2 separate regions of the Homo sapiens genome follow, and region 1 is linked to region 2. Evidence: read pairs that join two places in POLR2A ChIA-PET (ENCODE). Cell type or tissue: PC-3. All regions are shown on one strand. Each heading gives the region's core, and the rest is flanking DNA. Links, peaks and the distances in the headings are about the cores only.

The links. Peaks named below come from ENCODE experiments on the same cell type or tissue, not always from the same donor. Only the 100,000 strongest peaks of a DNase experiment are listed, where the experiment ranks them.
Region 1: POLR2A ChIA-PET joins it to region 2 with 5 read pairs; 6 of 35 experiments call an interaction of 5 or more read pairs at or near these places.

What each region holds. Positions count from the first base shown.
Region 1 is chr7:2,802,076-2,814,673 of GRCh38, forward strand. The region is part of intron 1 of GNA12 (G protein subunit alpha 12); the gene reads right to left. Among named protein-coding and RNA genes, the nearest start is that of GNA12, 36 kb to the right of the region's middle. RefSeq lists enhancers at 5,843-6,700, 6,701-7,557 and a silencer at 11,565-11,767. In PC-3, for the core only: no CTCF peak of the experiment used is centred there; no DNase peak of the experiment used is centred there; H3K27ac peaks cover 553 bases.
Region 2 is chr7:2,870,967-2,883,564 of GRCh38, forward strand. No RefSeq gene overlaps it. Among named protein-coding and RNA genes, the nearest start is that of GNA12, 33 kb to the left of the region's middle. RefSeq lists enhancers at 658-1,309, 3,141-3,721. In PC-3, for the core only: no CTCF peak of the experiment used is centred there; DNase peaks (open chromatin) are centred at 2,835, 3,325 and 5,225; H3K4me3 peaks cover 934 bases; H3K27ac peaks cover 3,359 bases.

The sequences.
Region 1 (12,598 bases), core at 4,408-9,407, 67 kb before region 2:
AGAAAATCCTAAAACTCACATACACTTAAAATAAATAAGAACGACAACTCATTCAAGTCTCTTTAATAGCTAAGAGAAAAATCCTTTTTTCAGTAATGGTATTACTGAAGTATTAATTGTTTGAATAACCATACATTTTATTTGGTTACCCAAATATAAACGGTTAAAGTCTCAAGCAGTTTGATGACTTCATCTCAATACAATGTCACACTTCAAACTGTTCAGACAGCATATTTTTAAGACAACTTATAAATCCAGCAACTTAAACTTCTAGTCAAAGTATAGATTCCCTCTCTGCTGGGGATGTAGATTTTTTTTGGGGGGGTGGGGGGTGGGGTTCAATTTTGCTGGATGAAGACCAAAAACTGCAAATCCTGTTATCTCATTTCAAAATAGATTATGTTAGTTTAGCCCCTAATCAAACCAAATCTTTTAAGATTAGTCATTCCTTAGTAAAATCTTCCCACAATAAATACCAAAGCTACGATAGACATAAAATGCTTTAAGATAATATGAGCCTTTTTCTACAAGATGAAACAGTTCCATTAAGACAAACTGAAGATTCTGGATGTTCACTCGGGCAACAGCATGTGGACTTGGAAAGCTCTGTTTTTTAAAAACCCACTCGGCTGAGTTGTTTGCCTTTGGCCACCATCCAAATAAAAGAAACGCTGCCAGAAGTGTAAACAGGATGCATTTCTTTACATTGATGAATCCAGCAAACAAAGACAGCGCCTCTTAGTTCCTCTCGAAAACTGAAGTGCAAGATACCTTTTAGTGTAAAGGTCAGCGAGAAACTGACGAAGGGAGGCAGTAAGCCGTCAAACCAGCCATCAGAGCCTCTGCCATTTCACAGCGCAGCCCTGGCCCCACCATAACTCCGCGGATTTGCCTTCCGCAACAAATGCACTGCCGTACGGGATCAGGCCTATTATTTCTCTAAGAAAGCCCCCTCTTGGCTCTGCCAGTGACTATACCGAGGGCTCACCTCAGGCAATGAAAAGTGGTGGGTAACGAATGGGGAAAACCCAAAAGGCGGTAAACTTGGCTCCTGCTATGGGAGAACTTTCAAAACAAGCGTAGCAGCAAGACAGAGCACGAGCAGATAAGCGACAGTCTCAGATGCAGAGTACAGAGGCCAGCCCCATAACTGGAAGGACAGGACCGTCGGAGGACAGCCAGAATCGCCACCGCTGGTGAGGCCTCGCTCACAGACAGGCTGTGGAGAGCTAAGAAGTCTGTGTGAGAAAGGGGACGATCGAGGGCTTTGGAAAAGGAGAATGGCAAGGTCTGAGGCTGCCTGCAGGTCCCGTGGCAGGTGGGACAGGAGGCAGGGAAGGAGCAGCTAAAGCAGGAGAGTGATCAGGAGCCCCCTAAGTGCTCTCACCCCAAGTGCTCTCAATAAAAGATGGAGAGATCCAAAACCAGGAATTCACCAAACCTGCAGAGCACGGAGAGCAGTGAGGGCCCTGTTGTGTAAGCACAATACCCACCAGTTCTCCCAAGTCAGGTCCACAGGAGGGGATGGCTTAGAAGGGGTGACATTTAGGTAGGTTTTCAACAAATTTAGTTCAGTTGGACAGTGGGAAATCCAAGCTAAGCTTCTCAAGAGGAGATGGAACTGCAGAGAAAACTCTGGGTTTAGGAATGGCATAGGAGAAGCAAATTATCATCATTAGCTTTTTTCAGCTGCCTTGAAAAGGTTTTCCTAAAAGTCCAAAACAAAACAAAACAAAACAAACAAACAAAAAAACAACTCCAAACCAATCCAGATTTCCCCAGATCTCCTGAACTGGAAAGTGAAAATCCAGGGCTCCATTTCAAAACTCACAAGCCAGCAGGCTGGAAACTCCTGGAATCATCTCCCCAACCCCCACCCGCCAGCCATGGCCATGGGCAGACCAACTTCTTCCTCTCCTGTTCTTCCAGGGGTCAGGATAAGTCTCGGAATCTCCCTTCACTAAAAATTTCACTACATGACAAACACTAGTACAAGGGGGAACGAAATCGTCCTCTTAAGTACAGAAAAGATCAGCAAAACTTGAGAACACAAACACACAAAATATCATTCTAAGGGGGAAAAGCTTGCACACACTATCAACAGGTAACAGCTTCATGTGCTAATTCAGTGTTTTCGAAATTCAAGTCAGGATCTGCATTGTGAAATCATTTAGTAGGCATTTTAAAAAGGAAAAGAATATACTGGTAACTAACTGAATAGACTGCAAATAATAAAGGTAAGTGTTTCAAAGAATTTGTTTTAGCAGAGACAGCTATATATAGACGGGTGTGTGTGTATGCGTAAACCCATAAACCCATAAACACACACGCGTGTACATACACCGGGTTCCTCTGGACTATGGTCTGAGTGCCACTGGGCCAGACTCTTGTAGATGAGCCTGCTACAAGGCTGGCTTTCCTTGGTCCCACCACTTCAAAGCCAATAGGACTGGGCTGAGTGTCAAAAGTCCAAACAGTAACAAGTTGGGTTTTGTGAAAAACTGATAAGAGTGCAAAGAAACTGTGTGAGGAGGTGTGAGAAAATGGTGAAATCTTTGTCCTCTGGGGGCAGTGTCACTAGGTTGGTTTTCATTAAACATATTCTTGGCCCATTCGTTGGGGCCATCTTGGATTGCATGGTGAGGTCTGGGAATCACAGAGCTACCACTCAACATTTTCTACCACTAAAGACGTTGAAGAGAGCTGGGCGTGATGGCTTAAGCCTGTAATCCTAGCGCTTTGGGAAGCCGAGGCGGGAGGATCTGTTGAGCCCAGGAGTTGGAGACCAGCCTGGACAACTTACCGAGACCCTATCTCTATTAAAATAAATTAAAAAAAAAAAGATATTGAAGAGGATACGCAGCTAATGTTCATTTTAGAAAGGCTGCTTTTGATTATCAAACATGATGTGTGCAGCGCATGGTGGTGGTGGCACCCCCAGGCAGTGTTCTTTAGAACCCTCCTCCTGATCCAACCTGGTCAAGCTGGGGCCTCAGCACACTGTGGTAAATAAAGGCCCAGAGCCTTTCCACAAAGCCTTTAAACACCGACCAAGGTGCCAAATAAATAAGCAGATGCAGACATGCATAAAATTCATGCCAGTCTATCAACCAAAAGGCTGCTTCAGAGAGGCCATAACAATCTGCGTTCATGGGACTAAGCGCCTGCCATGTGAACGACACTGTGTTAAGTACTCACTGTCCATTAGCTCATTTAGTCTTTATAAATAACTCTGCGAGGAATAGCATTATGCCCATTTTACAAATGAGAAAGCGGAAGCTCAAAATCACACAGTTATCAAGCCTGACCGATTTAGTTTAAGCTAGAGATTTTCTTTTTTTTTGTAGAGACAGGGTCACACTGTGTCCCCCAGGCTGGAGTGCAGTGGCGCAATCAAAGCTCACTGCAGCCTTGACCGCGCGGGCTCAAGCTAGAGATTTTTCAGCTCTGTTCTACACTGCTGTGAGTATCTGGAGAGATAAGGGAGCAGAGGAACAGGCAGGAGGCAGAAGATGCCTGGGCTGCCGCCTGCTCTCACGCAGCTTACAGCAGGCACGGAGACTAGAGCCAGAGCTGAGCTGACCTCTGAGGACCCAACACTTCTGAAATTCTCTAGAACATTTTTTAAAAATAGTAATTAAAATCTGGAAGTATGGGATATACTGTTAAGCCTGGCTACATTAGAAGACATTTTGTGCATTCAGACACTACTTGAGTCTAATATCTCCAGACACTGAAAACACTCACTCATCTACGCTATCTTGGCAGCCCAGCAAGAGACCATCTAATGGTGGCTCTGTCCCAGCCACGAGGGCCACCGAGCAGTGGACGTGCGGCCCAGCTGAACTGAGAGGTATTATAAATACATACTGGATCACAAAGAGTACAAAAAGAACACGTAAACTTCTTTTGTTTATACTGATTACATGTTGCAATTGTAATATTTTGGATATGTTGGATTCAATAAAATCTATTATTAAAATCATTTTTCTTTCGTTCTTTCTCCTTAATGTGGCTACTAGAAAATCTGAAGTACACACGTGCCTTACATTTGTGGCTCACATTCGATTTGCTATTGGACAGCATTGCTGTAGGATAACATATCTAAAAGAATTTGTCTTGGTCGGGGGCGGTGGCTCACGCCTGTAATCCCAGCACTTTGGGAAGCCAAGGCAGGCAGATCACCTGAGGTCAGGAGTTCGAGACCAGCCTGGCCAACATGGTGAAACCCTATCTCTACTAAAAACACAAAAATTAGTTGGGTGTGGGCACATGGTGGCAGGTGCCTGTAATCCCAGCTACTCGGGAGGCAGAGGTTGCAGTGAGCTGAGATTGCACCACTGCAGCACTCCAGCCTGGGGGATAGAGCGAGACTCTGTCTCAAAAAAAAAAAAAAAAAAAAAGAAAAAGAAAAAAGAAGAAAGAACTTGTCTTTTTCTGATTATAAAAGTGTATTTTTAGTGCAAAAAATAGAGGAAATATAGAAATACATAAAGAAGAAAATTAAATCCTTAAAAATATCACTATCTAGAAATAACTTATTAACATCTAGGAATGTTATCTGTCTTATTCTTTACAGAACATTTTGTAACACTTTAAAATTTTTCTAGCGATGTATCGTAAACACTTTCCTATGTCATTCAAGATTTCAAGATCTGTAATGGCTGCAGAGTAGTCCGACATGTGGGACATGCTAAGATTGAGGTAATCCCTATGGCTGGACATCGGAATTCTTTCCAGTGTATGGAAAGAATAAACAACGATGCAAGGAACTCCTTGATACATCCCTATTTTCACATATATGGCTATTTTCTTGTGACAAATTCCTAGATGTTGAATTATAAAACTGCTGGGTCAAAAAAGTATACACACATTTTTGAGGTTTTGATAAATATTACTAAACTGTTTTCCAGAAAGGTTCTGCCAATTTACACATTTATGTTTAATAACTTTTAATTTTCCTTTATTTTCCCCCAAATTGTTTTTTAGTTGATCTATTTGCTTCACGAAAATTGTCCTCCAATAATATCTAAGCAGTCATGACCTCAAACCACAGCTCAAAGAGAAATCAGGATAACTAGCAACTGAAAATGAGGAAAATTTAGTGTATGTATACTGACAACTGAAAATTAGAAAAAATGGAATAGACATTTGGCTTCTCTACTTCAAATAAGCTTTTATACTGATTTTTATACTTTATTTTCCTCTAAGTCCCATTATAATACAATAATAAGTAATAAAGTACCAATTAGTAATAAAAATGCTTAAATTTCACAAACATGTTTGAATTTCTAGTCTCTTGTTTCCAGTAAGAAAACTAGGCTCAGTCAACACTTCCAATAAAACGTTTCATGAAGGTATAAAGAACAATTTAAAACATTTAGCCTGAGTTCTTAGAAGTTTCAAAATCAAGAGAGCCTTGAATTTGATGGGAGATTTACTATTAATTACTGTCTCCATAAACAGAAATCTCTTTGAATTAATGAGCATTAAAATAAGGTATAAGAGAGAAAAAAAAAAAAACCTAGCCAGGATAACACAGCAGCTTGCTCACTGTTCTCATCCGTTGCCTCTAAGACTATCTGGAGGAAAGTTCAAACTTGCGATAAGACCAAATGGAAAAAAGCTGGAAGAAGTAAATTTAAGTAGTAAATTACTACTGCAGAAAATAAACTCAATGGTAACTTCAACAGCACCAAAAACGCACTTGGACATGGCAATAATTAAATATCAGCATCAGGCAGCCTCACTAAACAAGACGCTGCAGCGTTTCAAATTAAGGGGCCAACCTTAGGCACACACACGACCGAAGAGCAGCCGCTGAGCTCATGAAAAACCTGTTCGCGCAGAAACCGCTCTGTGCCCCGTGGAGGAGCTACGATGAATTATTAGGTGAAAGTACCACAAGCTCCGTGATCATTTTGGGCGCTTCCTCCACTTAGGACTCAGGCTGCTGCTTAATGAAGTCCTGCTCTGCAGGCATCCATCTTCTCTTCTATGGACTGCATGGGTAACTGTTTAGACAACTAAACGGAAAATCTTAATTTATGCTTCATTTGCAATTACAGAGTTGGCCTCTGCAAGTTTCAATATCTCTTTCGGGAATCTGTGAACATGTTTCCTTCTCACGCATACCCAACTCCCTCCTGTAAGCAGTGACCATCATGAGTAGTGCTACCCGACACCCACCTAGAGCAGCGCCTTCAGTGCTTACGGCCTGCACTTGGGTTAAGCCAGAGCTGGCCTACCCAGGCCCTGCTACCATGCTGCCTGAAAAGCTGCTTCTGCACCTTCTGCAGATCAGCAAGGGTGTGGGCCGAGCTGACTGTGGCCTTGGAGGCTGTCTGTCCCTGCAGGCTGGCCACTGGCTGTAGTAGGAGAGTGCCCAGGTGCTGTGGGTTACCCTGGACCATCCTGTGGGCCTGAATTTGGATGGGATGGAGAGGGACCTGGGCCGCACAGGAGGACCTCACTCCCCACAGAGCAGCAGCGGCCTGCAGCTAGGGGAGATGCACCATCCTGAGGTCTGGCCCAGCCTGTCAGCCAATGCCGTGGTTCTACCTTCCAGAGACAGCTACAATTTCCCTACTTCCTGCTGCTCCCATGGCTCTCACTTGGGTCCGGCCACCACCATCTCTCACCTGGATTATGGCAAGTCTTCTAATTGGCTGCTTTGTGTCCACACTTGTCCCCTTCAGTCTACTGTCAAAACCAGTGGTCAAGTTAGCCTGCTAAGCCTAGGTCAGCTCTTATCACCCGCTTTGTTCAAAACCCTACAAGGCTCCCATCTCATTCATGGCAAAAACTCAGGTCCTCAAAGAGGCACATCCTCACTTCTGCCTCAGGCCTTTGCACTTCTGGTTCCTGACAACTGAAACCCTTTGCCCCGGATAGCCGCACGGCTCACTTCCTCAATGCTCAGTGAGGACTGGGGCAGGGAAGCTTCTCAGGGTGGCCTGCCCTTGGCCATCTTATCCAAAACTGCACCCCAGGCCCATCCTTCCCACGCTCCATCCTCGCTTTACTTCCTTGACCACTTCCGGCTGGCTACCCGCCTTCAGAGTCCACTCAGCATCTCCTGTATGATTCTCTCCCCACCGAGCACAAGCCCCACAAGGACAGGGCTCTGCTCTGTTCACACCCGTGTCCCCAGGGCCGGCACAGAGCAGAGGCTCTACCTGTTGGCAGGATGAACTAAGGGACCCCAGGTCCTCATCCGCAAAGTAAGGGCAGCAGTCCTACCTCATACCTGCAGTGAGGAGCACTCAAGTAACAGGTGTTTTATATTAGATAGTCATTAGATCTGTCTTGTACCAAAGTTGATAAAAAATACACAAACCAAACATCATTAGCGTTTCAATGTATTTTTCATTGGAAATTCCACCCTATGATGACTCATTATTGACATTAATACATAAATATTGCCCCATACTTTATTTGAAAAAAAAATTAGTTGTACAATGGATCTGAAAATTCCTCCTAAAACTACCTCCTTTTCGTATGTCAAAGACAAAATTAAAAAGCCGGCTACTCTGGGTACACCGCCTTTGGGGTAGCCCTGCTCCCCAAGGAACAGTACAATAAAAATGAAAAAGCCTATTGACAGGAAAAGATCAGCCAAAAAGACAACAGCTTACTTTACTGTGGTGGATAAATTAAAACTGCAAGTGACTGATAGCGTTTAATAGAAGAAGCAATTTTCACACATCTGTAAATATGTAAATATTTATGTAAATGTAAATATTACTTAGTAATAAATTCATAGTAAAATTATGTAAGTATTGTTAGTAATAAATATTACTTTGTAATAAATTCTATGTAAATAGTATTTAGTAATAAATTCATAGTAAAAATTTCTATGATTAATACAATACAGATACTCCTTTAAAGGCATTCTGAATTCGGAACAGTCTTCTAGTATCATTACAATCACCTTCTTAGAGGGAAATGGTTTGACATTAGAAAGGGGTCAACCCCAGGAGGGGAGAGGATCGCTTAAGAAGTACGCAGCTGAATATTTCAGGTTCGCTGCATGTGTTAGTCTGGGCTGCTATAACAAAACCTCACAGGCGGGTGGCTTGAACAGCAGAGATTTCTTTCTCACAGTTCTGGAGGCTGGGACTCTAAGATGGAGACTGGTGTCTGGTGAGGGCCCACTTTCTGGCTCCTAGACGGTGATTTCTCACTGTGTCCTCAGATGGTGGAAGGGGTATACAAGCTCATTAAGGTCCCTTTTATAAGGACACTAATCACATTCATGAGGGCTCTGTCCTTGTGATCTCATCACTCCCCAAAGGCCCCACCCCCTAACACCAGCACCTTAAGGGTTAGGATTTCAACATAGGAATTTTGAGATGGACACATTCAGACCATAGCACTGCAAATGAGTAAAATAATAACAGTATTAGTAATACTGCTAACAAAAACCATGCTACAGCCTTTAGAAGGAACTTACTCCTTGGGTTTTGTCAATAATTTTTTTTTTACAGTTGGATTCCAAATGATGGACCTCACGGTCACTGGCAAGATAATGAGAAAAGTCCGGGCACAGTGGCTCACTTCTGTAATCCCAGCACTTTGGGAGGCTGAGGCGGGCAGATCACCTGAGGTCGAGACCAGCCTGGCCAACATGTTAAAGCCCTATCTATCTCTGCTAAAAACACAAAATTAGGTGGGTATGAGCATGGTGGCAGGTGCCTGTGATCCCAGCTACGTGGGAGGTTGAGGCAAGAGAATCACTTGAACCCAGGAGGCAAAGGTTGCCGTGAGCCATGATTACGCCATTGCATTCCAGCCTGGGTGACAAGAGTGAAACTCTGTCTTAAAAAAGAAAGAAAGAAAGAAAGAAAAAAACAAAAAGATAATGAGATAACATGTGGAAGGAGGCCCTGGAGCGCTCTCATTCAACAGGGACACCCAGGCCCGCAGCTCAGCCTTTGGAGATGGCAAGTCCCAAGAATCAGAAGAAACAGATGCTTCCTGAGTCGTCAAGTGAGGGGATTTCATCTCCCAGCAGCAAAAAGGAGATCAGAATTGGAAAGGAAATACAGACTACAAGGAACCCTGGCCCAGAGCCCCCAGGCTGTGCACACGTGGGCTCCAGGCGAACCATTTCAGGTTCAGGGAAGACGGCTCAGCCTAACCTGGGTGGGGCTGACTTCTGTGCACAACATCTACACCTGGCCCTCTGTGCACAACCAGAGCTCCCCGCTCCACCGATGCCCAGAGCACAGCGACTGTGCTGCAAGCGGGGTGACCTGGCTGATGACACCGCGGCTCACACAGAAGACAAAGGAGCAACAAAGCTGCCAGAACTCTAGTTTCCCAGCCTTGGCAGAGAAAGCCCAGAACAACCAGGGTGCTCACATGTTCCAGAGGTACAGGAGAATAAGTGTGCTGCTTCTTCTTACTCAGATAACTTTATGTCATGACCAATGAAGTAACTTTTATCAAATTTTTGCCAACTATATAGACTTCTTAAAAAATCATTTGAGAAGGGACCTCAAAGTGAAATCCATTTACCTGAAAGCACACGGCACAGATTTCGTAAGGTTGTAAAGAACGATTGCAAAACCAGAAGCGCTTCCCCTGACAGGCTCTGGTTAAACCCTAGCCGCCAATGCTGCCCAAGGGCTGCTGTCCAGTTTCACCCACAGCTGTGCTGGTCTCTGATGTTGCCATGTCTTCCCTGCGGCACGGACGCTGCTGAAACTGGTGCTCCCTTCAGAGGGGTTCTGCTGACAGCTGAAAAGACAGTCCGGCAGGCCACGCAGGACACCAGTGTCTACTTCTCAAAAAGCCCCTCCCTTAAGAGCCAAGTGAAAAGTCCCATGTCCCCGTCCATCTTATAAAACGAAAGGAAATCTGTTTTTTTCACGCACAGAGCAGCGCTTATTTGTTTCCCTAGAGAGGCAGCACCACAGCTTTCCCAGGGGCAGTGGGAAGGGGCTGTAAGTACTCAAGAGAACCCGCGTTTCACGCGACTCCTCTCCAAAAACCTGAAAAAACTCTCAAGAGAACTTGCGTTTCAGGCAACTCCTCACCAAAAACCTTAAAACCGGGCAAGTAAGTCCCTGTGTTACTAATTCCATGAAAAAAACTAATCTGTTTCAAGAAAGTCAGAATTCCTCCCTTAAGGACTCACATTTGCTTTTCTTCAGAATTATGGTAAATAACTCAATGTTTTTCTTGGCTTGCTTTTCCTTCTAAAGCTGCTAAGACACGGGCAGAGTCCTTAGGCCTTGGTGCTTTGCTAAAATCAGAGGCTTTGTAGGCTGGGTGCGGTGGCTCACGCCTGTAATCCCAGCACCTTTGGAGGCTGAGGCGGGCGGACCACTTGAGGTCAGGAGTTTGAGACCAGCCTGACCAACATGATTAAACCCCGTCTCTACTAAAAATACAAAATTAGCTGGGTGTGGTGGCGCATGCCTGTAGTCCTAGCTACTCAGGAGGCTGAGGTGGGAGAATCACTTAAACCCAGGAGGCAGAGGTTGCAGTGAGACAAGATTGTGCCACTGCATTCCAGCCTGGGCAACAAGAGTGAAACTCCATCTCAAAAATAACATCACATCACATCACATCACATCACATCACATCACATCACATCACATCACATCACATCAGGGGCTTTGTGCTCCTGTCAGTCACAGCCACCTTCTACGATGGTGCTTCACCAGGGCCACATGAAGGCACAGACGTTACATTTATAAAACTCAGCATCTGTCTAGATGCCTAGGAAACCCCACCTCTAATGAGAAAGTTGGTAAACAAAGCAGTTATTTGGCCCCTTTTTTGTTAGGTTTAAGGATAAAGGATAAACACATATATAAAATCAAAAGAATCCAGTGACCTTTACTTTTCAAACTTTAAAAAAAATTTTATGTTTAGAGACAGAGTCTCGCTCTGTCGCCCAGGCTGCTGTGCTGTGGTGCAATCATGGCTCATTGCAGCCTCAAACTCCCAGGCTCAGTCTCCTGAGTAGCTGGGAATTACCGGCATTCACCACCATACCCAGCTAATTTTATTTGTAGACACACAGTCTTGCTATGCTGCCCAGGCTGGTCTTGAACTCCTGGCCTCAAGTGATCCTCCTGCCTGGTATCCAGCAACCTTTAAAAGGTAATTGTTTCCCCTTCTATAACAAGAGGTTACAGTTTATATTTTCAAGCTCTAAGATGAAACAAAGTTTCAAACTATAAATATTTATGAGCTTTGAGGAAACCGGCTTTCTCCACAGTCATGTTTTCATTTAAATTATTTTAAAAAATAGATGACTCCATGCCCATAGTACCAATTTCACTGGTTATTAAGGGGCATCCAGGGGAGAGTCTCCTCCTACCTCCCCTTCCCCAGAGGGAACAGAAGTTCCCAGTCAGTGTAGCTTGCGTAAGGGGACATCACTGAGTGATGCCAGCACAGCGCTCCTTGCAGGAAGCCACCACAATATCTGCTATACCTCCAGAGGGAGAGGCTGGGGACATTCCGGGAGAGCTCTCAGGTGGGGAAAAAAAAACAAACAAACATGCTGGATGGTGAGCAAACCAATCTGTGAAGGAAATGAAAATGGAAATGGAGGCAATCGCCCCATGTGAGCTGTCAGAGTGCAGCTGGAGGAGCAGGAAACAGCGTATTCGTTAGGAGATCTGGGAATCTGGGGCCACGCCTAAGTCTGCCCATCTGCAAAGACCCCTTGTCCAGAAGGTGTGGACCACGGAGATTGTGATGTTAATTTCACTGAACTGGGCCACAGGGTGCCTGATGCAACACCGTTCCTGGGCGTGTCTGTGAGGGTGCTCGAGATGACATTAGGATTAGGACAGTGGGTTCAGGAAGGTGGACTGCCCTCCCCAAGTGGCTGGGCACCTTCCAATCCCTCAAGACCCTGAATAGATCAGACGGCAGAGGGAGGAGGAGTTCACCCCTCATTTCCTGCCTCGCCGCCGGAGCTTGGACATCTCATCCTCTCTTGCCCTGGGACTGGATGTCCACCATCGGCTGCCCAGGTTCTCAGGCCTTCGGACATGAGCTGAGTTTGAATCACGCCTCGGGCTTCCCTGGGTCTCTAGCTTGCCACACAGAACATGGGACTTCTCAGCTCCCAGAATCACGTGAGTGAAATTCTCCATCATAAATCTCCTTTTATACATCTATGTATCCTGTTGGCTGTGCTTCTTTGGAGAATCCTGACTGAGATCAGGGAGATCTGTGGCCGAGGAGTTGAACGGAGTGAGACTCACCCTGGACCCAGGGTGTGCAATGAGTAGGTGCTCAAAACGGCAGCACTTTCGGTTTCCATCTGGTGTGCTTCCCGAACCCTGCAAGTCAACATTTAAGAATTCCTATAATCTGAATTAAAGACAATTAGAGACATCAGAATAAAGCCCTGCTCAAGCTTCTCCAAGCTCACAAATAAAATCAAAGACACAAACCAAGACTTTGAGGAAATTTCTTCTGCACCCATGAAGTCTTTACTGGGAAGGCCTTCTCAGTGCGGCCTTACTGGACCATCCTATTTAAAGCCGCAACTCCCACCAAAAAATTCCTTATTTCCTTTTCCTGCCTTTTTTTTTTTTTTTTCGTGGCATAGAATCTCAGAGCT
Region 2 (12,598 bases), core at 2,449-7,448:
AGGGCCACCCCGACGGTGACACAAAGGCTGATGTGACACATGCATCAAAGCACTGACCAAATGCCGGGGCCGGTGGCTCACGCCTGTAATTCCAACACTTTGGGAGGCTGAGGCGGGTGGATCACCTGAGGTCAGGAGTTTGAGACCAGCGTGGCCAACATGGTGAAACCCCATCTCTACTAAAAATACACAAATTAGCAGGGCGTGGTGGTGCCTGCCTGCAGCCCCAGCCACGGGGAAGGCTGAGGCAGGAGGATCGCTTGGACCTGGGAGGCGGAGGTTGCAGTGAGATGAGATCGCACCACTGCACTCCATCCTAGGCAATGGACCGACCAAGGGACTGGGGTCAGGGAGCACCGACCAAGGGACTGGGGTCAGGGAGGCTTCCTGGAGAGGGCTGACACCTGAGACATTTCCAGTGTAAAGGAGATGGGGGCTGAGTGTCAGAGGCCAGGGCTTATGCAGGGCCCCGAGGTGGATCATCTCTCTGGGACTGGATGAGGACAGCATCACAGGCGCAAGTTGAGGGCAGGACTCATGGCTTGCGGGCGCAGTGAACGTGACATGGGCCAGGCTTGCAGAGCCCGAGGGTTGTATTTGGGACTCTGGTCCTGTGTCCCAGCCCACTTTGATTCCAGTGGGCAGACCAGCTCAACCCAAACCCCTGCCACTGGCTGAACGCTCCCTGGGGCCCTGGGTCTACCACCTGCCTTGGGAATGCTGCCTGAGCTCTCTCTCTCTGGCATTCTGACCACTCCTGCCAGATACAGCTCGATCTGTGCCTTTGTTCTAGCACTGATTTTTGTTCCTGCATGGAGAGCAGGCTTGCCTGTCTCCACAGTTAGGCTGGGGCCATGGTGGGAGGGGATCTGCTTATTCATTGCCTGATTATTCATTTTGAGGTCTGGTAGAGTGGGATTCTCAGGGAATGGGTGCCTGCCCCAGGATGAGGTTCAAGAACCTTCTCTCCAGTGCAAGGTTTGGAGAAGGTCCAGGTGAGCAGGGGTCTGGGGTCTGAGTCCAGAGTGACCCTAAGCCAGCAGCATCCCCCAAGAGCTTATTAGAAACACAGATACTCAGGCCTCAAGCCCAGACCTGTAGAATCAAAATATACCTGGAGGTAGAGTCCAAGAATCCGCATGTTATGAACTTTCCTGATGATTCTTACACCCATCCAAGTTTGAGAAACACCAGTGGTCCAAGTTTGAGAAACACCAGTGGTCCAAGTTTGAGAAACACCACCGGTCTAGTGCAATCTCCTCACTCCACATGGGGTGGCGGTACTTGGGCTGAGGCTCACTCTGAGTCCCACACCCAGACGGTGGCTGAATGCAGACAGAGAGCACATCAGGCCTCTGGGCTGTGAGGAACACAGCCAGAGACTTCAGTAAAAAACGCATCTGGGGGACTAAACCTATGATTTGTGCAAAAACACCTGGGTGATTTTCATCATGAAATAGAGCTCATCCTTCTGGAAAAACAATCCACCCATCTGTTCGCAGTCAGAGGAGGATGTTCACGTAACACCAGATGCCGTGTTGGGTGCCATGGTAACAGCACGCTTCCGGCAAGATGGTCCTGCCCTGCACACAAATCCTGAAACAGACAAAAAATAATTTAAAAAAAAGCCATGTAAGTTGCCCATGCTCAGGCCTTGTTCTTGCTCTCCCCAGGATGTGTCCTTCCTCTCCTGTTTGTCAGACTCCTACTCACCCTTTGAAACCCAGCCCAGATGTTCCTTCCTTCCCATTTGCATGCATCAACTTCCTCACCCCATCCTTTTTTTTTTCTTTCTTTTTTGAGATGTTGTTTCGCTCTTGTTGCCCAGGCTGGAGTACAATGGCGCGATCTCGGCTCACTGCAACCTCTGCCTCCTGGGTTCAAGCAATTCTCCTGCCTCAGCCTCCCAAGTAGCTGGGATTACAGGCATGTGCCACCACGCCCGGGTAATTTTGTATTTTTATTAGAGTTGGGGTTTCACCATGTTGGTCAGGCTGGTCTCGAGCTCCTGACCTCAGATGATCCACCTACCTCGGCCTCCCAAAGTGCTGGGATTACAGGCGTGGGCCACCGCGCCCGGCCCACCCCATCCTTAAGTGTTCAGGACACTTGGCCTGTACCTTTGCTCTGGTGCTTATTTTTGTTTCTGCATGGAGGGCAGGCTCACCTGTCTCCCCAGTTAGGCTCTGGCCATGGCGAGAAGAGGTCTGATTATTCATCGCCTGATTATTCATTGTGAGGTCCAGTATAGCAAGGTTCTGAGGATATGTCAGCAGGGACTGAGGCTGAGAGACGCTGATCACAGTTCCGTCAGGGATGACCTCCTCTGTCCTGGCAAGAGGCCAGACTGGAGCGACACTTCAGTAGAGAGAAGCCAGGGCTTTCTTCCCGCAAAGTCAATGATGTCTGGTCTCAACTGTCGGAAACTCGGTCAGCAAGTTTATGCTGTGATGAGAACTGGAGCACCAAACTCTGTGATGTGCATATGTTGTGGGCAGTGGCGGGTGCTGTTATCATTCATGACTGTTCCCTTCCCTGCACCTCGAGTTTGGGCTTTGCTGAGAGATTGCTTTGGGCAGTGGGCTGTTGAGGGGGATGTAGCAGGAGCAGAGGCTTGACACGCACTTCTTAATGGGGCTTGCCTTCTTGCCCACCTCTTTTTCGCCATGAGAAGAACAGCCCTGGGCTAGCCTGCCAGGCCACAGGGCTGAGCCTCACCTGCAGTTTGGAGCCAAGCCCAGGGAGTCCAGTCTAAGTCATCAGGATGCAAGAAATACATACTGTTTTCTGCAGCTGAGGTTTTCGCGGCTGTTATGCAGCCAAAGCTGACTCATGTACAGGATCTAGACTGGCCTATGGAATTAGAAAATCCTTTCTGTTGTTTTCCTGTTTGCTCCTCCTGGCTTTAGCCACAGCCCTCTGATTTGCATATGGCCCAGGAGTCTCCTGGGAAGAAATTTAAACCCCATGTCCAACATGGTTTTAAACATGTGCAGATTGTCAGATGCGGTGGAGAGGTACGGGCCATGGAAGACAAGTGTAGGGAGGAGAAAAAAATCCCTCCACAACAACAACAACAAAAAAGAACTCACCATAACTAAGAGAAGAGTTGGGCATCATGGGAAAACTCAGGAAGAGCCTGCGGGAGATGAAACAATGTTTTTCATAATGACGGTAGATTGAAGTAGATTTTATTCTCCTCCATCCTTGCTTTATCTACTCTGTTCTGTGTGGGGGTAACATACAGGTCCTTTTGCTTTCTTCGGGGATGATACAGCCACCTGGCCAAAACTGATCAAACCCCTGCTTCTGTGGGAGGAAGACCCCCAAGAACCATCAGAGACCAAAGGCAGGTGGATGAGAATGTTGGGTGGGGACTTGGGAGGCCCCAAATGGTGATGTGTTGATGAGGGCAACCTGCCTGCCAGTCATCCTTTAGGGACTCAGAGGACCACAGGAGAAGGGAGGGTCAAAGTCACTTGGCTGTGTGAGCTTTTGATGCAAGCTTTCCTGGGCAGGCTGTCAACACAACTGCATATCTGTTCAGGCCACAACACTTTCATTCACAGTGACCATTTGTTTTGTTTTGTTTTGTGTTTTGCTTTTTGAGAAAGTCTCATTCTGACACCCAGGCTGGAGTGCAGTGGCACCATCGTGGCTCACTGCAGCCTCAAACTCCTGGGGCTCAAGTGATCCTCCTGCCTCAGCTTCCTGAGTAGCTGGGACCACAAGCTCACACCAGCAGCCCTGTCTAACTTTTAAATTTTTGTAGAGATGGGGTCTCCCTGTGTTGCCCAGCTGGTCTCAAACTCCTGGCCTCAAGTGATCCTCCCACTTTGGCCTCCCAAAGTGCTGGATTACAGGCGTGAGCCACTGCACCCGCCGACACAGCAACCTTCTCCTGTTGGAGTCCTTAATGTCCCACTTACAGATGATGAGGCAGGGGTGGGGTGTGGTGTGGGATTTGCCCACGGTACCACACCTGGGCATGGTGAGGCTGGACCTGGAGCAGGACTTTCAGATTGTGAGTCCAATGTGCTCCTTGACTCTCAGACAAGGACACAGGTTCAGGTGGTTTATTTGGGAGGTGACCCCAGGAACACCATAAAGACGTGAGAGCTGAGACAGGGCGGGAGGAAGGCTATTAAGGGTAAGACATGGAAGGCATGTGAACTTCCTTTTACTGCTGTAACAAATCACAACGGAGTGACTGAAAACAACCATAGTTTGTTTTCTTACTTTTCTAAAGGCCAGAAGCCCAAATTCAAGGTGTCTGCAGGCCCTTGTCCTCCTGGAAGCTCTAGGGGGATCCGTCCTGTCTCTTCCTGCTTCTGGAAGCTCCCAGCATTCCTTGGTTTGTGAATGCCTCGCTCCAATCTCTGCCCCCGTCATCACGCGACCTTCTTCCCCATGCATGGGTGCGACTGTGTCTTCACAGGATGTTCTCTCTGTGTGTCTGGGTCTAAATTTTCATCTTCATCTTCTTTTTTTTGAGACACAGTCTTACTCTGTCACCCAGGCTGGAGTGCAGTGATGCAATCTCGGCTGACCTCCCAGGATCACCTCCACCTCCCAGGATCAAGCGATTCTCCTGCCTCAGCCTCCTGAGTAGCTGGGATTACAAGCATGTGCCACCATGTCTGGCTAATTTTTATATTTTTAGTAGAGACAGGGTTTCACCATGTTGGTCAGGCTGGTCTCAAACTCCTGGCCTCAAGTGATCCGCCTGCCTCGGCCTCCCAAAGTGCTGGGATTACAGGCGTGAGCCACTGTGCCCGGTCAAGTTCCTTCTTCTGATAAGGACTCCATTCACCGGGCTAGGGCCCTTCCTACTCCAGTGTATCCTCATCTAACTAATTACATCTGCAATGATGCTATTTCCAAATAAAGTGATGTTTGCAGTTACCAATGGTTAGGACTTGCGCATATCTTTTGGGGAATATAATTCAACTCACAAGAGAAGGTTGTAGCTGCAGGCACTTGGGGCTCAGTCTTGGTGGCACCCCTCCCTCCAAGAGGCTGTGTGGAATGTGCTTGAGAATTGCCCCCGTGAGGCGTGAGGAGCTGCGGCATTGACCCGCCCCCTCCTGCCTGGAGGTGTCTCGGAGCCCTGGGATTTTCCTCCCAATGTGGCATTCACAGGCATCACATCACTATCTGGCCATCAGCCACGGTGGGAGTATTGACACCACAGACATCAGCGGATGTTACAAATCAGGCTTCTTTTTCCCCGTGAATCAGCCTCCTGTACCACTCCGGCCCCTCCCTGGTGCAGGAGCAGTGCAGTGAGCTGATTCATGCGGAGAAAGATTGGTCTGGCCTGCCCCGTGAACGGTCTGTGTGTGGTCCTGGCCTGAGGACACCCCAGCGGGCTCATGTGGGGACTGCCTGCAGGTAACCTCTAGACTTGGCTGAGCACCAAGAGTGTTGGCCATAGGGGACCAGGCAGGTGGACGCCTGGGGGCAGCTGCTGGCTTCCCAGCGGGGCGCTGCCTGAGGCCCGGTTTGCCCAGAGAAGTGAGCAGCCAGCTGTGGCCCGGCAGAGTCCCAGGCCGTGCTGACAGGTGTGGCCAAAGGGCAAAGGGTGTTATTATAAAAGAGAATTTACGGCAGCGGCAGCTTGGGCTGGCTGAGCCCACGGGCAGCAGGAGGATGGAGTGGGGCTGGCAGGATGCTGGCAGGATGAAGGATCTGCATTTCATTGAGACAGTGGGTTGGAGTCCACGCGGCTGAGATTAAATAGCCCGTCCCCGGAATGCAGAGAGCCAGAGATAAATCAGACTTTACTGCAAGTGGGGTGGCAGGGAGTTAATTAGGAAAGAGAAAAAAAAATACATTTCAACTCACAAAGAAGCCCAGTGAGCCAGCAGAGAATAGCCCGGCCCCTCCAGGGGTCACTTTGGGGAGGGGCTGGCATCCCTGGTCCCACCAAAGGGCACACAGGACTGGGAAGGATGTCACCTTGGAAGTGTCAGGGCCCAGTGCAAGAGGGTGAGAATGCTGGCTGCCCCGTGGAGCTGTGCCCGGGCTGTGCCCCGGCTGGTCTTGGCCTGGGCCCTGCCAGTGAGGTGAGCTGGGTCCTGAACTTCCAGGTTGGGGACCAGGTCCTGGAATTGCATCCTGGTGCAGGAGCAGGCATCGCAGGTCACATTCAATGAGTGCTCAGAAATACTCACGGAGGACCGGGCGCGGTGGCTCACGCCTGTAATCCCAGCACTATGGGAAGTTGAGGTGAGTGGATCACTTGAGGTCAGGAGTTCCAGACCAGCCTGGCCAACATGGTGAAACCCCATCTCTACCAAAACCAGAAAAATTAGCTGGGTGTGGTGGTGGGCACCTGTAATCCCACCTACTTGGGAGGCTGAGTGGGGAGGATTGCTTGAGTCCAGGAGGCAGAGGTTGCAGTGAGCCAAGTCATACCACTGCACTCCAGCATGGGAGACAGAGCGAGACTCCATCTCAATAATAACAATAAAAAAAAAAAGAAATACTCACGGAGGGAGCCCTTTACCCTAAGCCCCCCAGGTTCACCTCTTGCCATGCCCCACCCAGCCAATTGACCCCCAGCACCTTCCTTTTTCGTCTCCTCTCTGCCTCTTGCCTTTACTTGCGAGGGGACCCCTGTATGAACATCTGCCTCACTTTCTCCCAGCCATCGTTCAAAGTCCAGTTCTATTTATTTTCTTTCTTTTTTATTTTCTTACAAGACAGGGTCTTGCTCTGTTGCCCAGGCTAGAGTGCAGTGGTGCAATCATAGCTCATTGTAGCCTGGAATTCCTGAGCTCAAGTGATCCTCCCACCTCAGCCTCTTGAGTAGCTGGGACTACAGGCACGTGCCACCATGTCCGCCCGCATAATCTTTTTTTTTCTTTCTTTTTTTTTGAGACAGAGTTTTGCTCTGTTGCCCAGGCTGGAGTGCAGTGGCACGATCTCGGCTCACTGCAGCCTCTGCCTCCCAGGTTCAAGCGATTATCCTGCCTCAGCCTCCCAAGTAGCTGGGATTACAGGAGCATGCTACCACACCTGGCTAATTTTTTTGTATTTTTAGTAGAGACAGGAATTCACCATGTTGGCCAAGCTGGTGTCGAACTCCTGACCTCAAGTGATCCACCTGCCTGGGCCTCCCAAAGTGCTAGGATTACAGGCGTGAACCACCATGCCCAGTCCCGGCTAACGTTTTCGTATTTTTGTAGAGATGGGGTTTCACCATGTTGCCCAGGCTTGTCTCAAACTCCTGGCCTCAGGCGATCCTCCTGCCTCGGCCTCCCGAAGTGCTGGGATTACTGATGTGAACCACTGCACCCGAACTCTATTTCCAACTTTTATTTAATTCATGCATTCATTCCACATCACTTACTGAACTCCTACTCTCTGCTGGGCCCTGCTGGAGGATCTATACCCAAGACCAGCCTCTGCTCTTCATGAATTTACAGCTTAGTGCTGTCCAGGGTAGGGGTACAGATGTGTGAACAGGTGGTCCTAGGATGAGTGGGGGATGTTGTTCATGGAGGAAGTACGGGGTTTTGGGCACCAGAAGATGGTGATCTGGCCTTTTTTTGTGGTGGGGGTGGGTGCAGTAAAAAATGTTCTGAAGTCAAAGTTGCTTAGAACATCAAGGCACACAGCCTGGCTGTGGGTCCCTGCAATGCCCTGGGGCAGCTGTCCTTCGTTTTTTTCCTTTTTTTCTTTTTTTCTTTTTTTTGTTGAGACGGAGTCTCACTCTTGTCACCTAGGCTGGAGTGCAATGGTGCAATCTTGGTTCACTGCAACCTCTATCTCCCAGGTTTAAGCTTCTCCTGCCTCAGCCTCCTGAGTAGCTGGGATTACAGGCGCCCATTACCATGCCTGGCTAATTTTTGTACTTTTAGTAGAGATGGGGTTTTACCATGTTGGCCAGGCTGGTCTCGAACTCCTGACCTCAGGTGATCTGCCCGCCTCGGCCTCCGGAAGTGCTGGGATTACAAGCATGAGTCACCGCACCCGGCCGGTCCATTGCTTTTTAGTGCCCCCTCTTGATGTGGACCGGTCTGTGAAAGAGGAGCCAGCACTAGAGGGTCCCTCGTGGCCAATTCCACCTTGATCTGGGAAGCAACACAGGCTGCAGCTGGCCTCTTCAAAGGGGCAGGAAGTGTAAGCTGCCTGTGTTTCCGGGAGCGGGGCCCCTAGTTAGATGTGCACGGGCAAACGCTACCATGGCTGAGTTTGAAAGGAGTAGGAACTGGCCTGACATGGGAGAGGGGTGGCCCATCAGAGGCAGGGAAGCAGGGTAGCAGAGTGCTCATTGTCACTGGAATGTGTGTGTGTGTGTGGACGCACGTGTGCATCCGTGTGACTTGAGTGTGTTTGCACATGTATATGTGTGGCTGTGTGCATGCCAGAGTGAAGCACAGGTGTGTAGTCCATGGATATGTGTGTCATGGGAGTGTGCATGTATCTGTGCCTGACTCGAGTGCATTTGCACGTGCATGTGTGTGTGAACGTGTGTGTGCATGTGGACATATGTGACCATGTGCATGTGTGCATGCCTGTGAGCAGCACATATGTGTATATGCACGTGTGTGTGAAAGTGCATGTGTGTATCTGTGCATAACTCGAGTGCATTTGCACATGCACATGTGTGTATGTCTGTGCATATGGGCATATGTGGTGTGTGCATGTGTTCATGCCTGTGTGCAGCACTTATGTGTATATGAACATATGTGTGAGTGTGCGTGTGTGTATCTGTGCATGACTGGAGTGCATTTGCATGTGCACGCGCATGTGTGTGAATGTGTATGTGCATGTGGACATATGTGACCATGTGCATGTATGCATGCCTGTGTGCAGCACACAAGTCTAATTGTACATGTCTATGTGTGCCTGTGAGTGTGCATGTATCTGTGCATGACTTGAGTGCATTTGCATGTGCATATGTATGTGTGTGTGCCTATGGGCATATGTGGTATGTGCATGTGTTCATGCTTGTGTGTAGCACATATGTGTATATGAACATGTGTGTGCGTGCATGAGTGTATCTGTGCATGAGTGCATTTGCACGTGCATGTGTGTGAATGTGTGTGTGCATGTGGACATATGTGGCCATGTGCATGTGTGCATGCCTGTGTGCAGCACACAAGTCTACTTGTGCATGTCTATGTGTGTCTGTGAGTGTGCATGTGTGTATCTGTGCATGACAAGTGCATTTGCACAAGTGCACGTTTGCGTGCATGTGCGTGTGCGTATGTGTGTCTCTGTGTGAATGTGTGCATACATGTGGGCATATGCATGTGTGCAGCACATGTGTATTTGTACATGTACACGTGTGAACATGTGTGCATGCATGCATTCGTGTGTGTGTGTGTGTAGGGATAAGGTGGTAAAGCCAGCACGGGAAGCAGAGACCAGACTGTGCAGAGTGTTGGAAACCGGGCTACAGAGGGCAGATTCTGCCAGAAGGCAGCAGGGAGCCCTGGACATTTCCTGTCCATATTTGCATATAGAAAGACCCCTCTGGGAACAGAGAGGAGAGTGGGTTAGAGGGAACCAGAGTGGACAGGAGACCCTGGCTGTATCCAGTGGGAGGTGATGGTGGCCTGGAATTGGGGGCAGGGCGATGATGGAGAGAAAGGGGCTGTGAGATGCGTCCAGGCAGGAGGCTGGCCAGGGTCCTCCCCCAAGTGGCCCCCGCCCCTCAGTTTCTCCAGCTGGGCCTCTGCCCAGGCTGGCATAAGCCTGCCCTGGGTCCCCCTCGGACTCTCCCACACACGTTGATCCTGCTTCTCTTCCGAGCCCATGAGGCAGGGATGGTGTCTGAAAATTGCTTGTAGCCCTCGGGGATACAAAAGAGGCAAAAATCGATACCAGCACGCAAAAAAGAAAAATGCTAAATGGAAGGGAACCGCCTTCTGTTGATGCTTATGGGGGGGCAGATGCTTGGTTCAGCCCCATTTCACAGAGGCTGCGGGCAGCAGTGGAGGCCCAGCCCCACCAGCCGGAGCCAGAAACAGCTCAGGATCCAAAGCATCTCTGAAAGAGGGTGGGAGGTGCTGCCTTGGGGCTGCACTTGGGACAAGTCCCAGCTTCTCCTGGCCTTGCCCTCCTCTCCACCCCGAAGCCCCTCCCACAAGGCTGCCGAGGAGGTCAGAGATTGGGGAGTCCGGGCTGGCTGCCCCAGCCAGTGGGAGGTCAGATCCTGCATGAAGCTGGGAGTGGCGGGCAGACAGCCCACCCTCCTACCCGCAGACCAGAGGTAAACATCTGATGCCCAGACGGAGGTGCAGAAACTTCTAGATGCAGCCAGCTGCTCTGCAGTGGGGAGAAATATAGATCTTGAAAAAAAAATCCTATGGTTCCCAGAGGTAACAGCGTGGATGCCACATTTGCAGGCGTTTCTGTGCACACGCAGCCTGCGCAGTTACCATCTGAGCTTCCCACGCGGACCGCCCATACTGTTACCCTCAGCTGCCTCCTCGCGCCAGTGCCTCCTGAACATGTCGGGATCCATGGGGGCTGCTTTGCTGTTTTTCACCAGCCCAGAATTCCCTGGGTCCCATATCCAGCTGCTCTGTGGCCTATTGGTGGTCATTTGTCCTTTTTTTCTTTTCTTTTTCTTTTTCTTGAGATGGAGTTTTACTCTGTTGCCCAGGCTGGAGTGCAGTGGCGCGATCTTGGCTCATTGCAAACTCCACCTTCCAGATTCAAGCGATTCTCCTGCCTCAGCCTCCCAAATAGGTAGCTGAGGCTCGCCACCACGCCCAGATAATTTTTGTATTTTGAGTAGGGACAGGGTTTCCCCATATTGGCCGGGCTGGTCTCGAACTTCTAACCTCAGGTGATCCGCCTATCTCGGCCTCCCAAAGTGTTGGGATTACAGGCGTGAGCCACCAGGCCCCCTTTTTTTTTTTTTTTTTTTTTTTTTCTGATGTTGGGCTATTTTAAGCCACGCTGCAGGGGGTACCCATGGGCACCATCGGTGTGTCCTGTGGGGAGTATTTCTAGGTGCAGAGTGTTAGAGTCACTCACTGGGTCCTGAGATGACCACTCCGTGCCTCAGTTTGCTGATCTGTGAGATGGATTCTAGCCCTTCCTCCTTTATAGGATTAAAGGAGGGAGAGTGCGAGATGTGGGATGAGTTCTCTGATTTCCATGTCCCGCCTGGGTGTGGGTGGCTCAGGGCATGGGCCCAGAACCCGGCCTCTGCACCCCAGCCTGGCCAACCAGAGGACAATGCCCGGCTTGGGAGAACAACCGGCCCTTGCTGTCAAGGCGTGAGGATTAGATGCAGAATAATGCAGTCCCCGATCAAACCTGCAGCTGTAACTCAGGCCCCAGACGCTGCCAGTGCCATAAATTTGGGGGGAAAGTGCAGCTCTAGCAGTTTGCGAACAAGAGCGGGGGAGGCTGAGTGAATTACAGCCCAGAGGAAGCGAAGGCCCCCTGCCTGGCATTGTTAGCCCCAGCCAGGGACTGATTGCTCACTGCCTTTAATGAAATTGAATTTTAATTTATATCCCAACCCAAGGTGGGGGACAAGGGTGTGCCCGGGCAGAGGTGGGCTCAGCCCCAGGATGGGGGCTCCTTCTGCAAGAGGAGCTTGCAGCCAAGTCCTACAGGAGAAAAAGATGGGCGCCCGGGGAGCTTCTCCAGCCCAAAGTTTCGAGGTCCTGCCAGTGCGGGCTCTGGGCAGGGTGCGGCCCCCGTTTGGCAATTCCTGCCTTGCTTAGGTGCAAGCCCCTAGAGGGCTCAGCGAAGGGGAGTCCCCGTCTCTTCCTTGTGAGAACTGGGAGCTCTGCCAGGTTGCAGGGGGAAGCCTGGGGAGAGGGGGAGCGTAATGATTTGTGGGGTTCGTTGGGAGCCCCCAGCTCCTTCACCTCTCCAAGGTTCCCAGATGACACATGATAACCCGCTGCACCCGATTTCCATATATCGCATGGGGCTTTTGAGGCCTTGCCAAGTGCCAGGTGAGGCTCCACGGGCACCCGTGTGGCCTTTGCCTCCTGTCTGTGTGCACCTGCTCTGGGTGGTCGAGGAGGGGCCATACCTCGGGGGCAGGCTGGCCTGGCTGCCAATCCCACCTGCACATTTCCTGGCCTTGGAAAACCACTTCCCGCCTCTGAGCCTCAGTTTCTACATCTGCAAACTGGAGATGAGGAGCACACCTCCGCCCAGAGCATCTGAAGGGGGACAGGAAGTTTGCAGGAGCTGCGGTTCTGCAGCGGCGCTTTTCCAGACCCTGCTCCGAGCTCATGGTTCAATGTGCTGGCGGCCAGCTGGGGGTGGGGGGTGATGGCCATCAGGACGCCACCCCCGTGGCCACGGCAGAACAGTGGTCTCCTTACGGCCCAGTGAGGAGGGGCCTCACAGAGGGGCTGGCAGGCGTGAGGGCATCCTGGGAACAGGGTTCCCGTGCAAGGGTTGCGCCTGCCGGTACAGGGGCTGGGAGGGCCAGGGCCTCCCTTGCGGCTGAACAGACGGGCTCAGGAGGCAGGCAGGTGGGGGCTGCAGGCCTCCCCCGACTTGCCTGGGAGCCTGGGAACAACATCTAGGGCTTGTTCTCTGCCTTCCTCACTGTGGTGGCCCCAGCAGGGCCCCTGGACATGCATCTGGACCCTGTAGTGGC